2 separate regions of the Homo sapiens genome follow, and region 2 is linked to region 1. Evidence: chromatin loops called from intact Hi-C (ENCODE). Cell type or tissue: heart right ventricle. All regions are shown on one strand.

What was found. Peaks named below come from ENCODE experiments on the same cell type or tissue, not always from the same donor. Only the 100,000 strongest peaks of a DNase experiment are listed, where the experiment ranks them.
Region 2: a loop joins it to region 1, with 5 times the contacts of the local background. A loop is called at or near these places in 2 of 110 quality-filtered maps.

The regions. Positions count from the first base shown.
Region 1 is chr2:221,560,415-221,565,414 of GRCh38, reverse strand. EPHA4 (EPH receptor A4) reads left to right here. Exons shown (of 18, transcript NM_004438.5): 3 at 1,021-1,684. Among named protein-coding and RNA genes, the nearest start is that of EPHA4, 9.4 kb to the left of the region's middle. In heart right ventricle, no CTCF peak of the experiment used is centred here; no DNase peak of the experiment used is centred here.
Region 2 is chr2:221,121,863-221,126,862 of GRCh38, reverse strand. No RefSeq gene overlaps it. Among named protein-coding and RNA genes, the nearest start is that of EPHA4, 450 kb to the left of the region's middle. RefSeq lists an enhancer at 1,446-1,970. In heart right ventricle, no CTCF peak of the experiment used is centred here; a DNase peak (open chromatin) is centred at 2,140; H3K4me3 peaks cover 821 bases; H3K27me3 peaks cover 427 bases.

The DNA.
Region 1 (5,000 bases):
TAGATGTTAATGAAGAATTTGAGGCTGCCTACCAGCTTAGTAGGAGTCCCAAAAGTTTTGCTGCTTTTCGGATTATTTTTAAAAGCTATAATGACAGTGAAACTTTTAGTCACAGTGGTAGACGCAAGTTGTCCTACCATTAGATTCTTTGTGTTAGGAAGTGGAATGCAAAGAAAATGCTACCATCTCCTTTCATTTTCTTGGGCCTTCAGTCATAAACAGCACTTGCTATTTTATTTTTAATGTCCACGGAAGAGTTAGAAGCAAAGCATGTCTGTTTTCTAGTTTTGTTATTTGTCTATGTTTTAAAAATGAGAACATGTACAAATTTTTTAATTGAATACACAGTCTTGAAAAGTTGTCTACTGTTATAAATGATAGCATATTTGAGAAATCCAGCCATAAAATTTACTCCCTGTCTTCCTAGGATTACTGAAACCAGAATGGTGGGATTTTCTTTTCACCTTTAAAGAGTAGTGAGGGTGCCAAAAAAATCAATTGCCTTTTTTTTTTTTTTTTTTTTTTTTGAGGTATTAGAGAGCAAAGTTCTGACAGGAGCACTACTAATTAACTGATAATTGTCTTCCTTTGGCAAGCTCTGCTCTTCCTGCCCTTAATTTGCAGGTCTCTGCTCAGTGGTTGAAACAATACCCATACTAGTTTTTCCTTTATGAGTAAATTTGAACTGTTGCCACTTGAAATTGTAGCTGTTGTAATAGGTGAATTTGAGGTTGTTGGACCACCACAAGGAACTGCCGAGAACTCACAAGCAGTAAATCCACCATTGCCTCTGGATTTCAGGCAAAAGATTGAAACAATTAAACAAACAAAAAAAAAACTTCCTCAATAAAATATTGTCTTATCTCCCATAAGATCCTTTATTAGTGATGATTGGTGCTCAGTAGTTTGCTTCATTATTGAAAGAAAAATAATCAGGTGTCCTATGAGAATAAAATGGGATTGACAAATCACTGCATGATGAAACTTTGTAGTTGATACATCTGCTTTGGATCTTTGCAGTGGGAGGAAGTGAGTATCATGGATGAAAAAAATACACCAATCCGAACCTACCAAGTGTGCAATGTGATGGAACCCAGCCAGAATAACTGGCTACGAACTGATTGGATCACCCGAGAAGGGGCTCAGAGGGTGTATATTGAGATTAAATTCACCTTGAGGGACTGCAATAGTCTTCCGGGCGTCATGGGGACTTGCAAGGAGACGTTTAACCTGTACTACTATGAATCAGACAACGACAAAGAGCGTTTCATCAGAGAGAACCAGTTTGTCAAAATTGACACCATTGCTGCTGATGAGAGCTTCACCCAAGTGGACATTGGTGACAGAATCATGAAGCTGAACACCGAGATCCGGGATGTAGGGCCATTAAGCAAAAAGGGGTTTTACCTGGCTTTTCAGGATGTGGGGGCCTGCATCGCCCTGGTATCAGTCCGTGTGTTCTATAAAAAGTGTCCACTCACAGTCCGCAATCTGGCCCAGTTTCCTGACACCATCACAGGGGCTGATACGTCTTCCCTGGTGGAAGTTCGAGGCTCCTGTGTCAACAACTCAGAAGAGAAAGATGTGCCAAAAATGTACTGTGGGGCAGATGGTGAATGGCTGGTACCCATTGGCAACTGCCTATGCAACGCTGGGCATGAGGAGCGGAGCGGAGAATGCCAAGGTAAGAGGGTCCATATTGCAGTTTTTTCACTGGGGCTTAGTGCGAGTAATTAAATCAGAGATGAGACTAAATGGAGTAAAGCCAGTAATTAGTAGCCCCTGTGGGATGTGGTGGGACACAGGGGTCTAATGAGTAAGTGCTATAGCTCCAGGTGGCAAAGCTAAGACGTTTCTAATACTGACAAAATAAATGATGCTGCTGTAATCAGCAGAAAGCCAAACACATTTGCTAACAGGCACTTATATCTGAACTGGCTTGATGCGCCCTCTGAAATGTAAATGAACAAGCTGAAGAAACAGCCTTGATTGATCCTTACTTAAAGAGGGCGGACACATTTTTGAGCCATAGTTTTCCTGTCTATGGACTTGGTAAAATGACAAAGATTGTTAAATATCTCCCGTCTTCTGCATAAGTGCGTGAATGATCTAAATGTGAAATTAGGATTAAGTTGTTCCAGTTCCCTCCCACTGACTAAAATCGAGTGAAGAAAGTCCATTTTTTCTTTCTGCCTTGTGGACCGGTGGAGATATGACCCAACAAAGTGGAGGGACATTGCTTCAAGTACATTCTGTTCCCTGAACACCCACCGATGGGTTCTCTAAATGAAATTAATCTTGATGAAAGACCTCTTTATTTCTCTTAGGAGGTGGTAATTAAGCAAGCAAGAGTCTTCTTATTTGATCTGTGGTCAGAAGCAATAGCAAATTGTGACCCAATTTGGTATTGATTTCAGTTATTGAGTTTTTGAAGAAATCTATGTATTTTTATCACATTAATTACTACTTACCATATTACTAAGTGGATTTTTTTTTCTCACCTCAGGTTCAGTGTATGCAGTTGATTCTTGCTTTTTTACCCCTTCCTGTCAGAATACTGGGGAGTGTATAAAGTCCTTTGCTTTACAGAAAGTTTATATCTGAGTAAGAGATGAGAGTAATTCCTATTTATACAGATTGTTTGTCATGTGTGAAATAAGGCTCAAAAATATCTTTTATTCCAAGTTTTTGTCTTGCTTGATACTTGTTTTTATAATGTAGTTATCAACAGTCTGCGGCTGCCAATCCATTATGGTTACTACAAAATAGTTAGAATGTAATTCTGGTCTCATCTATGGAACAATCAGATTAATCTTTTCTCTGGGTAATTGTTGAGCTGTAGATGGCATTGCCACATGGTTCATCTGATTTGGTGGTTAAAGGGCCTGAATTAACTGACTGCCAAACAATTTGTCTGGCATTTCAACCATTCTAATGACAGGGTGGGATTAACTATGGGGCAATCCACTTGATTGACTGAAAATCCAGTTAGAACATGAAGAAAATTGCATTTTTTGGTGATTTGGTGTCATAAAGTTACACGTTACTCCATTCATAGTTTACACTTGTCTGAAGTGGCATTCCTGCTTAGCTATAGTTATTTCTAGGAGTAACTAACAGTGAATGTTCTTTCATTTTGTGGTAAATAGAAAAAAGAGTGGCTATCTTTTCTGTTGACTCAGTGTTAAAAATTCAAAAAAAAAAAAAGGAAATGTGTAAATTTAAAAGTTTACAAGTTGGAATTTAAGGATTTTTAAAATAAAGATTAAGGCCTCGATTTTTGGTTTGCTCTTGACTTAGCAACTACTAGATAAGCTGTACTGAATTGGTAACCCAAAGTATATTCTGGTATTAATATAAGAAAATATGTGAGTGCATTGTTACTGGCAACTAAATTACTATGATCATAGCAGGAACAGTGAAATGAGCAGGGCAATGACATGCCATCACATTTTAGAGTAAATTATTCTGCCTTTTCCGTTTTGTAAGACAGGAGCCGCACATCTTCACATGTCAAGATTCTTATATATATTTTTAAAAAAACAACATTGGCTTCCATTTCCTGCTAAAATGTTCACTCTCAGCATTAGCACATCTTCGTGTATCTAATGTCATTGATTTTCAATTGTCACAGAGCCTAGTAACTCATACATTGCTACATTGTGAAACTCCTTGACATTTTTACAACCAAAATTAGAAAGAAAAGAGAAAAAGATGGTGGGCAAAGTGAATATAAAAGCAATCGAACATTTTTCTGGTTTGCTTTATGGAAATAGTCTTGGGGGATCCAGTTAATCACGTGCGTCCTCGAAGGGGAGGAATTTAGGGTTTCAAATCTAGTCCACTTCCGAGCAAGCTGTTCCTAACATGAGGCCAGATATTTCACAGCAGAAGCAGGTGGATTGAGTCGTTTTTGAGAAACTTCAGTGTTTTCAGGTGTGTCAACCAAGTTTGTTTTTGTTTTTTGTTTTTGTTATTTTGCTTTTTTTTCTGCTAATAAAATGATTAACTCTTTCAAGACACTTTTTGCACAAGACCTTGCACTTTGGTTGTTTGTTTCTGTTATTGCCATGTAAAAATTTCTGATGTAGTTAGGTAAGAAAAAACTTGAATGACAAAGGATTCCAAGCTTGAGTGAGACTTTATTTATTTATTTATTTATTTATTTATTTTGAGATGGAGTCTAGCTCCATCGCCCAGGCTGGAGTGCAGTGGCGCGATCTTGGCTCACTGCAAGCTCTGCCTCCCGGGTTCACTCCATTCTCCTGCCTCAGCCTCCCAAGTAGCTGGGACTACAGGCGCCCGCCACCACGCCTGGCTAATTTTTTGTATTTTTAGTAGAGACGGGGTTTCACCGTGTTAGCCAGGATGGTCTCCATCTCCTGACCTCGTGATCCACCCGCCTTGGCCTCCCAAAGTGCTGGGATTACAGGCGTGAGCCACCGCGCCCAGCCAGAGTGAGACTTTTAAAAGATGACTTGAGACTCTAAAAGTCTTAGGAATAATAAAAACAGTTGGCCCTATCCTTGATATCATGATAGGCATCAAGAGTAGCACCCAGGCACAGTGGAAATAATATAGAGACGAGGAAAGATGTATGAATTTGGTCACTTAGCTAGATGACCTTGAGCATGTTTCTTAAGCCCTGTGAGCCTTGGTTTGTTCATCCATAAAATGGGATGATAATAGTTATATTTAGTTTACAGACTTGCAATGAGGACTTGGGGTTGTAAGATTGGTAAAAGTCACCTCAGAGATCATGCAACAACTTGATACTAGCATTTCTGTTGTCATTGTGCTCTTCCCAAGGTCATAGCTATTGACTTTTAAGAGCGTTGAGTTGAAATAGTAGAAGGAAAATCCATCCCCTGACCACTCCTTGATATCAAGGCTAAAGATAGGAAGCATCTCTCTCCTTTGCCCTAACAAATAATAATATACGTTTTCACACTTTGTATTGAAAATATTATATGGAGTATGTCATTTTTTTTTCCTCCTCG
Region 2 (5,000 bases), 440 kb after region 1:
ACAAGGGGATTACAATTTGAGATGAGATTTGGGTGGGGCTACAGAGCCAAACCATATCAGTGTCATTCATATTTTCATTGCTATACTTTTACTTCATATTACAATTTGTCCAACACAAATAATTTTTGATTCTTTCATCTCCATACTTCTTGAAGGTTACAGGCACAGTGCCTGGCACAAAAGAGATGCTTAATAAATGTTTGTTGAACAAAGCAATAAATAAACTTCCAAGGCTGCAGAGACACAGGTATCAGCTAAATGACCACCACCTGAGAGGATAGGGTAGTGGACTTAACAGCCATTATTTAGTGTTAGTTAAGAAATGGTGTGTGTGTTGTATTTCATCTAACCAGCTGTTATTACAAAAAGTGCTAGGTCCTCAAAATAGGTAATAAATGTTCCTTGTAATGAAAAGATGTTAAATCGTGCTCTTTGTCCGATTTGTTTTTTTGTAAATTTCCCAGGGATGATTTAAAACACGCTCTCATCATCTAGGGTTTTGTTCTTTTCTTTTTAATTGAATATTGAACTGTTTGGGTCTCTATAGAATTTAAAGATGCCTAAGGACCCATGCAAATGATCCTAGACATTCTAATCTCAAGCAAATGATCCTTTCTTCTCACTGTGAGGGCCTCAGGTTTTTCATGTATAAATTGCACATATTGGAGTTCATGCTGCCTGGCCTCTTCATCTGAACAGTCCAGAGCTCTATGGCCCCCACTAAGAGTGTGGCTATTGCCCTTTAAATACTCTGTGACCCTTATTAACTGTGACTTTATTATGGGGCTTGTTCAAAATAAAATAGAGATGCTGGAGATAAATCCGAAAAACGCATAGTTGTTGGTGTTTTTCATTAAAACTGAAGTGTAACAGTGGGATCCAAGTCAGGCATCCTTTTCTATCTAAGATCCTCCCACCTCAGTGCAAAAAGTCATATTGTGGGGGTTGTTGTGGTGACTAATACACACTACTCTTGGATGCTTTAATAGCTTGCAGGATTGGACTTGTTGACATACACGTTTTCTCATTGTCAGGGAGACTTTCAAAAGTCTGGACTGTGTCCTACTCCTCTTTCCACACCCAGCATTTAGGCCAGACCCCAGCACATAGTAGGTGTTTAATAAATAATTTTATGAATGAATAAATGTATGTATACACACATACAAACATATATACATACATGCATGTCATATATAGGATTAAGGGCTTACAGAAATCAGGAGTGAAAAAGAATACATTTAAAACAATCTTTTTCCTAAAACAAAGAATAAAGCAAAACGGAATATTTCTGCAAAATGCTGGCCGCTTGAGAATGAGTGTTTTTATAAACCACAGTGAAAGAAATTTCCGTTTGATGACAACTTTATTTTTAAAAAGGGCACAGGTGATTTATAATCTAATGCGCTAAATACTGAAGAATGTTTAAATGAATGAAAGGATGAATGAGTGAGTGAATGATTGTGATAGACACAAAGAGCTTTCTTTGGAATTGGTAGCATTATCACTCCTTCAAATCTATTTTAAATATAAATTAAAGTACACATAAACACAAACAAAATACACACCACAAAATGTCAGTATCTAACACACACACACACACACACACACACACACACAGAGTGAGAAATGCTTTCTCTTTTACTCCCAGGCTGTCCGGTGGGTCTGTAAGTAACCATACCTTTAGGAATGTGGAGAGGATAGTAACTTAAGCTGGTTCAGCAGCTCCTGAGTGGGTGGTGGAGACAGGGCAGCTCTGAATGAGCTCTTTGATGGACTCAAGCATCTCCCATCTCCAAGCGCCTCACTCTCATTAGCACTTGCCCTTGGGGCAGCCTTCTGCCAAAGGAAAGCAGACAGGAACACACCCCATGCTGGGCATTGCCACATCTCACCAGGGATTGCCTGTCTGGCTCTGTTGCTGGTGAGCCACGCAGCTTTGCAGTCCTGTTTCGCTTTCTCACATTAGGGCCATCCTTTGCCCAGCGGCTGCCTCTTCTTTCCCAGGTTGCTGACCTGCAGCCATCCATGTGCGTGGCTGCTTTGGGGGAGCTGTGGCCGTGGAGCTCAGGGCTCCCAACAGCTGGCCTTTCTCCATTGTGAACCGGTAAATGCTAAAACTTTTGCTCCATTCCCAGGGGACCCCCCATTAAATTCATTTTGTATTCACTACCTGCCAACAGGACCTGTAAGCGAGCCAAGAGGAGCAGCAGATTAAGCATAATTATGAATTCTGAGTGGAAGGGAGTAGTCTGAGATTGTTTTTCATGAAAGACCTATTTTTTTTCCTACTGAAAATTCACATAGAGGAAGTACTGAATGCTCCATGGAGTCTTTATATCGAAATGCTCTTTGCAATTAATGCTTCTTACTCCTTGTGCTTTCATGGAACAGATAGAAAACCTCTCAAACTTGAAAGCTGTTCTTGGAATTGGATTTTGGTTTGCTCAGGATTTGTATCTAATTTTCTAGAGAAGTATTATAATATTTATTAACAAGAACGGGTACTAAGTGTAACCCTCAAGTCATTTCCCAGGCTTAGTTGTCAATGAGAAGCTAATCCCTAAGGATTTCTAAACCAGCACAACTGAGTAAGGATTCAAAGGCCTCTTGCAGGCTGTTCTTGAGTGCTTAACGTGTAGTCATCAGTAACAAGTCAGTGGTACCATTTATTCTTTTACTCTTTCCTTCTTCATAAATGAAAAAAAGAGAATCCAAAATATTGAGCATAAAAATGTTTGTAGTGCCTGCATACTCTATACTCACTCAGTACTATGAATGTTACAATGTGCTAACTTTTCCTAATTTGATATAAAATTATCAACACCCTTCCTCATGTGTTTTCTTCGTATTGCTGATATATTTTCCTTTTTTGAAATACTTTTATCTGCATATTAGAAAAGCATTGAAGTTTGCTACTGGAATAGTCTATCCAAATAGTCTGTCCAAATAATCTGTTTACCCATGATAAATTACTATCATGTTATTAAAAAGGTAAGATCAGAAGTTGCTTGATACCAAGTAAAAATATTGACTTTTAACAAGTCCAATAAACTTTGAAAGGGATTAATAATGATAACAACAATGAAAGCAGCCAGAAGGCACTACGTGCTTACAGTAAGTCAGACACTATGCCAAACTTTTGACATTTATCATCTTTTAAAATCTTCACAAAATTATAAGTTAAATACTATTATTATCTTTACAGATGAGGAAACTGGAACTTAGAGATTGCAAGTTAGTTTAAGATCATGAGGCAGTTTTTGGCTGGAGGCTAAAATCGGAGCACTGACATACGCATGTTCCATGGATGCTAAAGATTTTTTAAAAAAGAACTCTCTTAATTGCTTTTAGAGTAAGCTTTATAGAACACACAAGAAAAATCAGTCTCATTTCTTTCTAAACATCTCTCTATAAAACCCTCTTGTTTCTTATATTCTTAAAAATTATTTAAATATATTCATTGTACCTGGTTTAAAAAGTCACTAATGCATTTGGTTAAAAGAAATTCCACATATATTAATATATTAAAAGCTACACAACCCCCAAATACCAGTTGAATTAAATTATCACTTGTTATCTAACTGTGTGCTTGGAAAAAAAATAAAACCTGCTTTTGTTTATAATGTTAAAGCATCAATATGGTACATTCATATTTAGTAAGTTTTTTAATTCTCTTGTTTACAAAATTATGTTTAACAGTTTATATTGTTATGTTTATTAAAATATTTAATGATGAAGCAAATGTAAGAGAAGTATAAAACACAGGAAGATATATTCCACCCTTGTGTTATCTATACCTCTTTATAAATTCAATATCCCATGGAATTATGGTTTGTGTTTTTAGCCATACTAGTGGAGCTACTTTTTGGGCAAGATGGATTATATTGCTTCTTTGGTTGCTGAAATTTCATTGTTTAAATGACTTACAGTATGTAATCCATCCCCACGTACATCAAGTATTGACTAAATATAAGACATCTTGTTAGTCTGAATTTTATTGTAGCTTTTAGCTTTTACAAAAATCTTGCTTTCCGTTGAATAGTCAGGGAACTTTGGATCTGCTCATCCATTGTTTGGTTAACATTAAAATCTAGACCGGGGTGCCAGATGCTATGTGTAGAGTATAATTTTTGCTTTTTGCAAACTTAGTATGCCTAAAGGTTTTTGAAACTTTTTTTTTTTTTTTTTTTGGTGAGACAGAGTCTCGCTCTGTCGCCCAGGCTGGAATGCAGTGGTGTGATCTTGGCTCACTGCAAGCTCTGTCTCCCACGTTCACACCATTCTCCTGCCTCAGACTCCCGAGTAGCTGGGACCACAGGCATCTGCCACCACGCCCAGCTAATTTTTTGTGATTTTAGTAGAGACGGGGTTTCACTGTGTTAGCCAGGATAGTCTCAATCTCCTGACCTGGTGATCTGCCCACCTCAGCCTCTCAAAGTGCTGGGATTACAGGTGTGAGCCACCGTGCCTGGCCTGAAACATTTTCATGGCGTGAAGCACAGTGTGAGGGGCCACAGTATTTATCCAGCCTAATTATTTCCCTCCGACTTCTCACACTTCCATTGTTTAATCATAGTGGTGGCCGTGTAGAATGACCCGGAAAGGAATCAAATAGATAGTTCTCTCACTTTATGTGTGACCTTTCTGAACTTCGAATATGTGAAGGAGTTCACAGATTTGAAGATAATATGTGACTGAGTTAGCTAATAGTTGACTGAGTCCCCCTTGAGATAATAAGCCTATAAAACCAACTGGTCATTGATAAATGACAACTGTATAGCCCCTAACGGAAAAAGATGGAAAGTCAGGGAGGTAGCAGGCAACTAAGTGATTTACACCTTTGTTGTGGCATAAAAATAAAAGAGTAAATACTTGTATTTCTTCAACTTGTAAAGGAAATAAATCTGAGTCATGAAAAAAATTTTGTATGACCTATCCATGGGTTTTCTTGATGAGTCTTTAAAAGGTATGTTTGAAAATATGGCAACTGGCTGGGTACG